Linked DNA regions of Homo sapiens: region 2 is linked to region 1. A link is an interaction called in ENCODE POLR2A ChIA-PET data of the cell type or tissue named here. Cell type or tissue: IMR-90. All regions are shown on one strand. Each heading gives the region's core, and the rest is flanking DNA. Links, peaks and the distances in the headings are about the cores only.

Region 1 (4,392 bases), core at 155-4,154:
TTTTTGTTTTTGCCCTTGAGCAGGGGTCAATTTCCCGAGTCCCAAAGTCTAGGGGCTGGAGAGACCCATCTCTGGCTGAATGCAGGACAAGGGTGTATAAAGAGCAGGGCTCATGGTCCTTGGGAGGGCATCTGAGAGAAGGGCTTGCTGGAAGGGCGAGCAGTTTGCCACAACTCTGAAAACACAAAGAGTAGCCAATTGCTGCTGGCATTTCTGATCAGAAGTTACTTTGAAGCAGCTGATTGAACCTAAGAAAAACCAACACCAGTGATAATCAGTGGGGTTTTGAAAGTAAACAGTTGGAAAAATTGTTGACAGATCATAAAATGGAAATGTGAAAAATGGAAAATTAAAAAATGTTAGCCCACAAGTCTATTCGAGTCGATGCCAGGGATTTCAAGATTTGCTTTGTCTCTCTGCACAGTTTAGGTGTGGCGCTTTCCAGAGGTCATGGGAAATATTTCTTCCGAGGGAATGTAACCATCGAAGAAGGTAAGATACTGCCTGGCTCGTCTTATCCTTTGGTGTGGGAGGAAAGCTCGGGAGCTAGCTACTGAGTTAGCTGAAGAACTTGTTCATCTGTCCGCACCTGTGACCAGTCCCTTGGACATTCCACTCAAACGAATGCCTACTTGATAATTCTTAATACCTTTCTTCTTCCCTGGTGTGCCTAGATTTCAGAATGACAGGAGTTCCGATTCATGGTTGTGATTTAATTTACTTATATTCTACTTTCATCCACAAAGCTGTTGACTATGAGTAACTCACAGTCAACAGCATTATGGATGAAAGCAGAGTATCAGTAAATAGGAATCATCCCTCAAGTATATTCTTCTCATACATAAAAATCAGTACTTGGGAGAAATACAAATTTATGAAATAACTCATGCCCAGGGGAAACCATGAAAACAGAGATATGAGAGCCTTAGTCTCTCCTACACAGTTGAGCCACGTATTTCACTTGTGTTTCATGGCAGCCCTGGCCCAAAGGGAAATGTGACCATTTAAATGATTTACATAGGTCAGAGGGAGTAAGTAGCACCTTGAAGTTCCCAGACCCTCTTATCTTCATAAAGCACAGAGGCACAGTAAACTCTCAGTAAACAGGAGCAGTTGTTATAGCTCTTTAAATTTTAAAATTGCTGTCACATGTGCTATCCTTTTCATCTGCCAGCTCCCTAGTAGTTCAGAGAGGTTACCTGTCCCAGCATTAGGAGCTCACAGGGGTGGTGGACATTGTTTCTGAAGGGCACCACTCCCTGAGTGGCCTTGAGTGACTCACTTGCAGGTCATTAGGTTTTGCATGTCCACAGAGGAGGAGTGGGCCCAGAACAGTAGTCTTTCTGGATGTCTTTAGGGAGGACAGCCAGGAATGGGAAGGTCAATTATAAGCAAAGTTTTAATTGGTCGGAACTGATTACACATGTATGTGGTGAGTTTCCAGAAGCTGGGCCATCCATGGCGCCCTCAGATGATGCCACAGGGCGTGAGGAAGGAGATGGATGTTCCCTGAGACGCCAAACCCCTAGATAGCCTCTGATTTACTGCCAGTGGTCCCTGCCCGTGTTGTTTCAGGGATGTTGGTTTGTGCTTCCCAAGTGCTTGTGAGATCGTATAGGGGCAGAAAGGAGAGTAGAGAGGCTCACTGTGAGCTGGGCACAACCCAGAGTGTGCCCACCAAAGAGCTAACCATGTGGTCTCTCTTCCCAGAGACATGCCAGAGAACACAGGCAACTCTGTGACTTGAGCAAGACACTCTGCAGGATGTGTTTTCAGGATCATGTTTTCACTTCTAGAATTTTCTGCCTCTGTGGGCCATGTTGGCTCTGTGGACATCACTGCCCATGAAGCCAGAAAATTCATGTCTAAGCCATGTGAGGTCACGCTGAAGAAACAACTCATGGTCAGAACAATAGGAGAGGTTATTAAGAGATATTAACTGCCTCTCATGCGTCTGCTCCCTTGGTCAATCCTCAATACATGGGCCTGTCCCTCCCTTCCTCTCTCTCTCTCTCTCACACACACATACATACATACATGCATGGAGACACAGATACACACAGTTGTTTTGCATTGTCTTTTGGATTCTTTTTCAGTCACTATCTTCCTGTATGTTCCACAGCTGTGAGGCTAAGCAGTCACAGAGAATTTCAGAGCTAACTGTAACCACTGTGCAAAAAATTAGCTCAAATCCTCAGCAAGGGGGAGAGTGGCTGCTTATCCACCCAAATGAGGTCATATCTTCCTCTCTCTGTTGGTCCTCTGTAAATAAAAAGACTGACAATCCTGCCAGCTTTGCTGAGTAATAGAACTTAAGAAAGCTGCTTCCCCTTGGGCCAAATAGTAGAGGATCTTGTCATCTCTCTAGGAGCCGTGGTGTATTATTGTTCTCTTCTGTTCTTGGAGAGGGAAGGAGTTCCTTGGGGTTGGCAACCATACTTCTATAGGATCTTCAATAAGGAATAACTGCCTACAGAATGTGGGAATTTTCCACATGCTTTGCCAGTGCCAGAGATTACAAAGGCGGCAAATAGGTAGCTTTTGCTAAAAAATATAAAAAGTCATTACCAAGATTGAAGGTGTGGGCTATAATTCTACCTGCTGAAATTGTTTCTCTTATGAATCTTTTAATCTTTTTCAACACTTTGTATCTTTTTGTGTGTGTGTGTGATGGAGTCTTGCTCTGTTGCTGAGGCTGGAGTGCAATGGTGTGATCTCAGCTCACTGCAGCCTCCACCATCTCCTGGGTTCAGGTGATTCTCCTGCCTCAGCCTCCTGAGTAGCTGGGATTACAGGAGCATGCCACCACGCCCAGCTAATTTTTGTATTTTTAGTAGAGACAGGGTTTCACCATGTTGGTTAGACTGGTCTCGAACTCCTGACCTCGTTATCTGCCTTCCTCGGCCTCCGAAAGTGCTGGGGTTACAGGTGTGAGCCACCGCGCCTGGCCACTTTGTATCTTTTATATGTATTGCACATGATAATTGTTCAACAAATTAGAGCTTATGTCATTATTGTCAACAGTTCCAGTCATCAGTGGATATGATTTTTATCAGAAGGACCAATGTCAGAGGTGAGAGAATTAGAAAGCAATTAAATTTCCTTGGTGCCCTAGGAACCCAGAGAAGAAGCAGTCAAAAAGATCTTCCCGATAGATCTCATCTTTTCTGAGTGTCATTTATAGGTCCTGTGAAATAGAGCCAGAGATGATTTTGTAAATGAGGTTGGGAGGATGGGAACTGCAACTAGAAAAAGACTTGACACTCTAAACCCAGTTTTCTGGGAAGGTACAGTCCCTTCTCAGGGCCTTTGCACTTGTTATTCCTTCTGCCATGAGCACCCTTCCTGCCACCTACATGACTCTTCCTTTCCTCATTCAGGTCACTTTCTCAGTGAAGCCTTTCCTGACCTCCATAGTTACAATGGAATCTCTCTCTCTCTCTCTCTCTCTCCTCTCTCTCCCTTCAACCCTCCTTATCTCTTGGTCCTCCCTGTTCTTGTTCCATGTTCTCTTTTCCTTTTTAGCCCTTGCTACCATCTGATATTCTCTAAAGTTAAATTTTAATATAATTTACTATCTCTTTTCTGCCACTAGAAATTAAATACAATGAAGGCAGTAATTTTCGTTTTGTTTTTTCACTGCTATATTCTCAGGGCCTAGAATCATACCTGGCATATAGCAGATGCTCAGTAAAAGTATGGAAGAAAGGAAGGAATGGGAGGAGGGCAAAAGGAAGGAAGGAAAGTTGTTTGGTTGGGAAGAAGGAAAGGAAAAAAAGAAGAAAGGCTGCACAGATAGATGGATTGTACTAGGGACTAATCCCTGTCCCATTTAACTGTTTTCTGGCACTTGTGAGCTATGCAGTATTACTTGTATCTCATGGTAGATATAACTCAAAGAGCTGACATGACATCCCCAAGGTCATTCAGCCTGTAGGTGTTGGAGCGTGGGTATGCCCACTTGGATCATATGCAATGATGTTCATTCTAATGTATTCTCTACTTTCTGTAAAATCAAGCAGAATTGTGTGATAGGTCTAGTATTTTGCTACTTCTTTTATAGATTTGTGTTTGAGATGGAAACTGGAGTCCTGAGTGCAGTAAGATACTATCAGTCATTTAAGAAACTAACTTCCCAAAACAGGCTATAAGCATCATGGGAGTTCCCGAGGTCATCATTCAGAAGTGTATGTCTGCTGATAACCCATTAAGATCAAGCCATGTGAAAGTGCAATGAAACAGTTATCCTTGCAGAGTTAGGATGGTCTGGAACCTTCTATTAAAACTCCCAGATTCCATGCAAGCCCCAGCTCCCCTAGTTTCCTTCCCAGGCGGATGACCGTTTTCACTTAGGATCCTGTAACAACTAGCAATCTTTGCTGCTCAAAAACA
Region 2 (4,392 bases), core at 91-4,090, 93 kb after region 1:
GTCTGACCTGCAGGTGCTAGTGTTTCCTCACTGCTTTCAGTCTCTTTCTCCTTTTCCACTCACCTGTGCAACACTTCTCATCTCCTGATGAGAGTACCAGGAGTTAGCAAAGACGGTGGAAGGTGAGAAGGTGTCTCCTACTGAGGCATTGGAAGAGGTGTGACGGCAGCGAGAGAATCGAAAACTTCATGATCAAAGTCAGCTCTACCCTTTCTTGTTCCAAAGGAATAGAGGCTAATAACCCTTATTAAAAATCTCTAAGACTTTTCTAAGGCTTGTAGGCATTTCCTCTGGCATCAGAAAGACCTGCTTGAATTATGACAGGGCAACGAGAAGGGCTGCCTCCAGGCAGCCAGGCGCCTGCCTGCATGTTGGACTGCCCACCTCAGCCAGAGGGTAGGTTTGAGGACGATTTGAATAGCAAAGGAGGACAAGGGGGCACAGGTGACCCCTACCAAGTGCATCTTTCCTAGGTGACCCCTCTGCAATAAATTTTTTCAAAAGACAGTGTTTTGATATGATCATTAGTTAATGCAAAGATAGAGCAAATGATGTGAAGTAAGTGTCAAGCGTATTCCACAATGGAAATATTAGGGATTGGATCATGAGACCTGGAGAAAAGTAGCAAGGAGTGGCACCTTCCTGTGCCTGATGTACAGAGATTCAGGCCCCACCCTCAGATGCAAGAACCTAGTGTGTGTGTGTGTTTCTCTCTCCCTCTCTCCCCACAAATGAAGACAACAGGCAGTACAATACCGGGTTTCTAAGTGAGTTGTTTCTCCAATCAAACAAAAGGCATCCTTCCAAACAAAAGGCAAAAAGCAGCAAAGCTCAGCCAGTCAGCCGGGACCTCCTGCTATGAACTATGTAACAACTTCCGTTTCTGAAAAACTGTACAATTGTAGCATTAGGATACTTGTAAAAATCACACATCATAGGTGACCAATAAACATTTGCTGAGCAGATGGAAGCCTGTGTTCTTGGAGGACTTACTATGCACTAGGTACTATGCTCAGTACTTTACATGCACCCTCCCATTTAATCTCAGCAACATTATGAAATAGTTGGTGCTATCTCCATCTTTCAGATCAGAAAACAGACTCGGAGTGTTAGAAAGACTTTGTTTGAGGTCACACCGACAGCAGATGTCATAGTCTGTGATTCTCAAACTGGTGTCTTAGCCTTTGGGCTAGTACCCCTTCCAGTGTACACAAGGTTAGTACTGCCATTTGTCACTCCCAGGCACCCTGCCCTTCCAATCTGTGACTGCCCAATTCCCATGGCCTGGGTTTGGGCTTTAACTTCAGGTATCTACCTGATCCACCTCTGTGACTAAGAATCAGACTTCTCTGAGTAATACGGAGCCATCCGAATAGTTGCAGGAAGATGCCTTTTTTAAAACATCAACTTCCCTCTGTGCTCTCCACCCTGCCCTTTATTGCTGCCTTTTTAAAAACAACCTCATCCCCAGATGTTTTGCCAAAGGTAGTTGTGGAGTAGGTGCTTACAAGTGTCTGTTTGAACTCCTAATTTCTTCAAGCTCTTCAACTTGTTAGTGCACCCTTGGGGCAGGGTGACAGATAGACATCTTCTAAGATGTTGGGCTTAATTTGGGAGGAAAGGGTAGCACAAGCGAGGGAAAGCTGAGAAAATAGTTCCCATTTCCTTTTATTGGACAGGCCATATGGAGAAGGGAATTGAATATTATTTATTGTAAAGTGATATGGAAAAAACAGTTGATCAGACTGGACTCTAGCTAATTCTGTCCTAATTTATCCATAAACCCAGCACTCTGACCCCCTAACTCCAGTGGGCTCACTCCACTGCACTCTACTTCTCAATAATAATTTAATCCAAGTGGTCATTGACAGGGAGGTCTGTTTAGAAAGTCATCTTGTCACTCAATTTGCCTTTTAATGTTTACAGTTAGACAAAGTAACAGCAGTGTCTATAAAGAAAATGTGGCTGGGCACGATGGCTCACACCTGTAATCCCAGCACTTTGGGAGGCCAAGGCAGGCAGATCACTTGAGGTCAGGAGTTTGAGAGCAGCCTGGCCAACATGGTGAAATCCCGTCTTTACTAAAAATACAAAAATTAGCTAGGCATTGGGGTGTGCACCTGTAGTCTCAGCTACTCAGGAGGCTGAAGCAGGAGAATCACCTGAACCTGGGAGGCAGAGGTTGCAGTGAGCTAACATCTCATGCCACTGCACTCCAGCCTGGGCAACAGAGTGAGACTTGGTCTCCAAAAAAAAAAAAAAAAAAAAAAAAAACAACGTGGCCCCCTTTGGTGGAAATGGAAGCTTAGGCATGTTGTCCTTCAGGATCCCTGGCCAGTTCTCCGCCTTGTTCTCTTCCCATCATTGTTTGCTAGGATGTAGAGCAATCTTACCAAAATGAGTGGTTCATTAAGTATATTTTTAGACTCTAGCCTATAATGGACATATTTTTTTCTTCCATAGATTATTCTGTAGCAAGTTGTGGAGATGGATAGAAAAAATCCCCCTAAACTATGTCTTGGTTCAGATATTAGCTCAAGAATTGCTATGCCCAGGGAGTCTAGGAACCTATAATTGGGGTTGATACCACTTGACCAAACTGACCCAGACGTCAGTCACTTTTATTGTTTTTACTTGCTTTCAGCCACAATAATAACACCCCAGACACTTGGTACATTGATTTTTCTGCCATTTGTTGTGGTTTCCTTTGGTAGCAGGTGTCAGACAAGATCTGTCTTAGGTATCCATAGAGATTAGATATAAATATAGGTATAGATATAGATACACACACACACACACACACACACACACACACACACATTATATAAAGGGATTGCTTTTTTCAAACAAGCAAAGCCTTCCATGAGCAGGCAAAATCCCTAGACCCTACTGTGTCCTGCTGTCTTTTAGAAAGTAAGGGTGGGGGTCAGCCAGTAGAAAGAGTGTGGGCTTTGGAGTCCCATAGCAATGGACTCAAGTCTCACTTGTGTGTGTGTGACCTTGGAGAAGACAACATCTCACAACAGTCCCCAGAGTGTGATGTTCCCCTTCCTGTTGTGGGGTGGGGGGAGGGGGGAGAGATAGCATTGGGAGATATACCTAATGCTAGATGACGAGTTAGTGGGTTGCAGTGCACCAGCATGTCACATGTATACATATGTAACTAACCTGCACATTGTGCACATGTACCCTAAAACTTAAAGTATAATAATAATAATTAAAAAAAGACAACATCTCAGTTTTCTCTTCTTTCCAAGAGAAAAATTCCCTGCTTGATGCTGTGAAAAGTGAGGTTTTCATGAGTCGATGTCCTCCTGTAGCTGCCATCCTCCTTATTCTTCTTCTTACATTCTTATTGTTACTATTATTAGTGACAGTCATGTTTTATGAAAAACTTCTTTGTGTGATAGTTTTCATCTGGTATTCTCCCAAGGAGGCCACTCCCCTATTTTTGCAGCTTGGTTTTCCAAGTTCTGAGTTAAAGCAGTGTTTGCCCCTGCTCCAGAGCTCTCAGCTCTGTTCCTTCCACACCAGAAGTGGGAGTGGGAGGGAGCAGGGCAGACGCCTGAGAAGTGAGTCTTCTGATCTCCCTTCTACTGGTGCTGGCTGTTATAAGGAGCATTATAAGGAGGGCCTCGTTCTAAGAAGAAAGGTCAGAAAAAGAACCAAATGTTTACAGCAAATAATAAAAAGTTATTTTGAATATTTTTCTCTAAATAAAGTGGAAAGTATGAAACTGTGTTTATTTTTTAAATAAATTTAGGTTATATTTGCAATTGTACTCTAATTTTCCAAAGAAACAAATGGGGTAAGGGGCCAGGAGTTTAGTGTTTCTGATAAGATGATAAAATAGCACAATATGAAATCCTTCACTTTATATTTTGATTTTTCTCAGAATGACCACAAAAAGGGTAAAATATAGTAAAGAGTTTGATCAATTTTCCTAGGGTACTTTTCTTAGTCCTTTGCTGTTGAAATTATTCTCTTTGGAAGTACAGCTCATGTTTTATTTGTAGCAGGTATTTTTTCATCTTTCTGCCTCTGACAGATTCTAATGTGCCAATGGCTTCCTGTGCGATTGGAGCTGTTTAACGTTACTTTCATGGACTTCATGAAATCTTGCCTCTTTGTCAAGATTTTCAATTGACTTTATAATCTATTTGCCTTGTACCTGTATTGCATTGCTCAATATTTACAGTATTAGGCAAACAGAAAGATATTGACCAAAGATGTAGGTCTAATAGCAAGAGTACTAATTAGTTAGAGATGTTGGAGTAGGGACTAAGTTTTAACTAGGAGTAGAGGTTATGATGATTTGTGGCCTTATATGCAGCTGTGGGGATTTGAATATTGACAGTATCTGAATATGGAGGCCACTTCTGTACTCAACAT

Evidence for each region. Peaks named below come from ENCODE experiments on the same cell type or tissue, not always from the same donor. Only the 100,000 strongest peaks of a DNase experiment are listed, where the experiment ranks them.
Region 2: POLR2A ChIA-PET joins it to region 1 with 6 read pairs; 3 of 35 experiments call an interaction of 5 or more read pairs at or near these places.

What each region holds. Positions count from the first base shown.
Region 1 is chr3:54,880,372-54,884,763 of GRCh38, forward strand. CACNA2D3 (calcium voltage-gated channel auxiliary subunit alpha2delta 3) reads left to right here. Exons shown (of 38, transcript NM_018398.3): 21 at 425-492. All of the region lies in intron 3 of CACNA2D3-AS1 (CACNA2D3 antisense RNA 1), which reads right to left. Among named protein-coding and RNA genes, the nearest start is that of CACNA2D3-AS1, 19 kb to the right of the region's middle. In IMR-90, for the core only: no CTCF peak of the experiment used is centred there; a DNase peak (open chromatin) is centred at 2,290; H3K27ac peaks cover 928 bases.
Region 2 is chr3:54,973,274-54,977,665 of GRCh38, forward strand. All of the region lies in intron 29 of CACNA2D3 (calcium voltage-gated channel auxiliary subunit alpha2delta 3), which reads left to right. Among named protein-coding and RNA genes, the nearest start is that of LRTM1, 47 kb to the left of the region's middle. In IMR-90, for the core only: no CTCF peak of the experiment used is centred there; no DNase peak of the experiment used is centred there.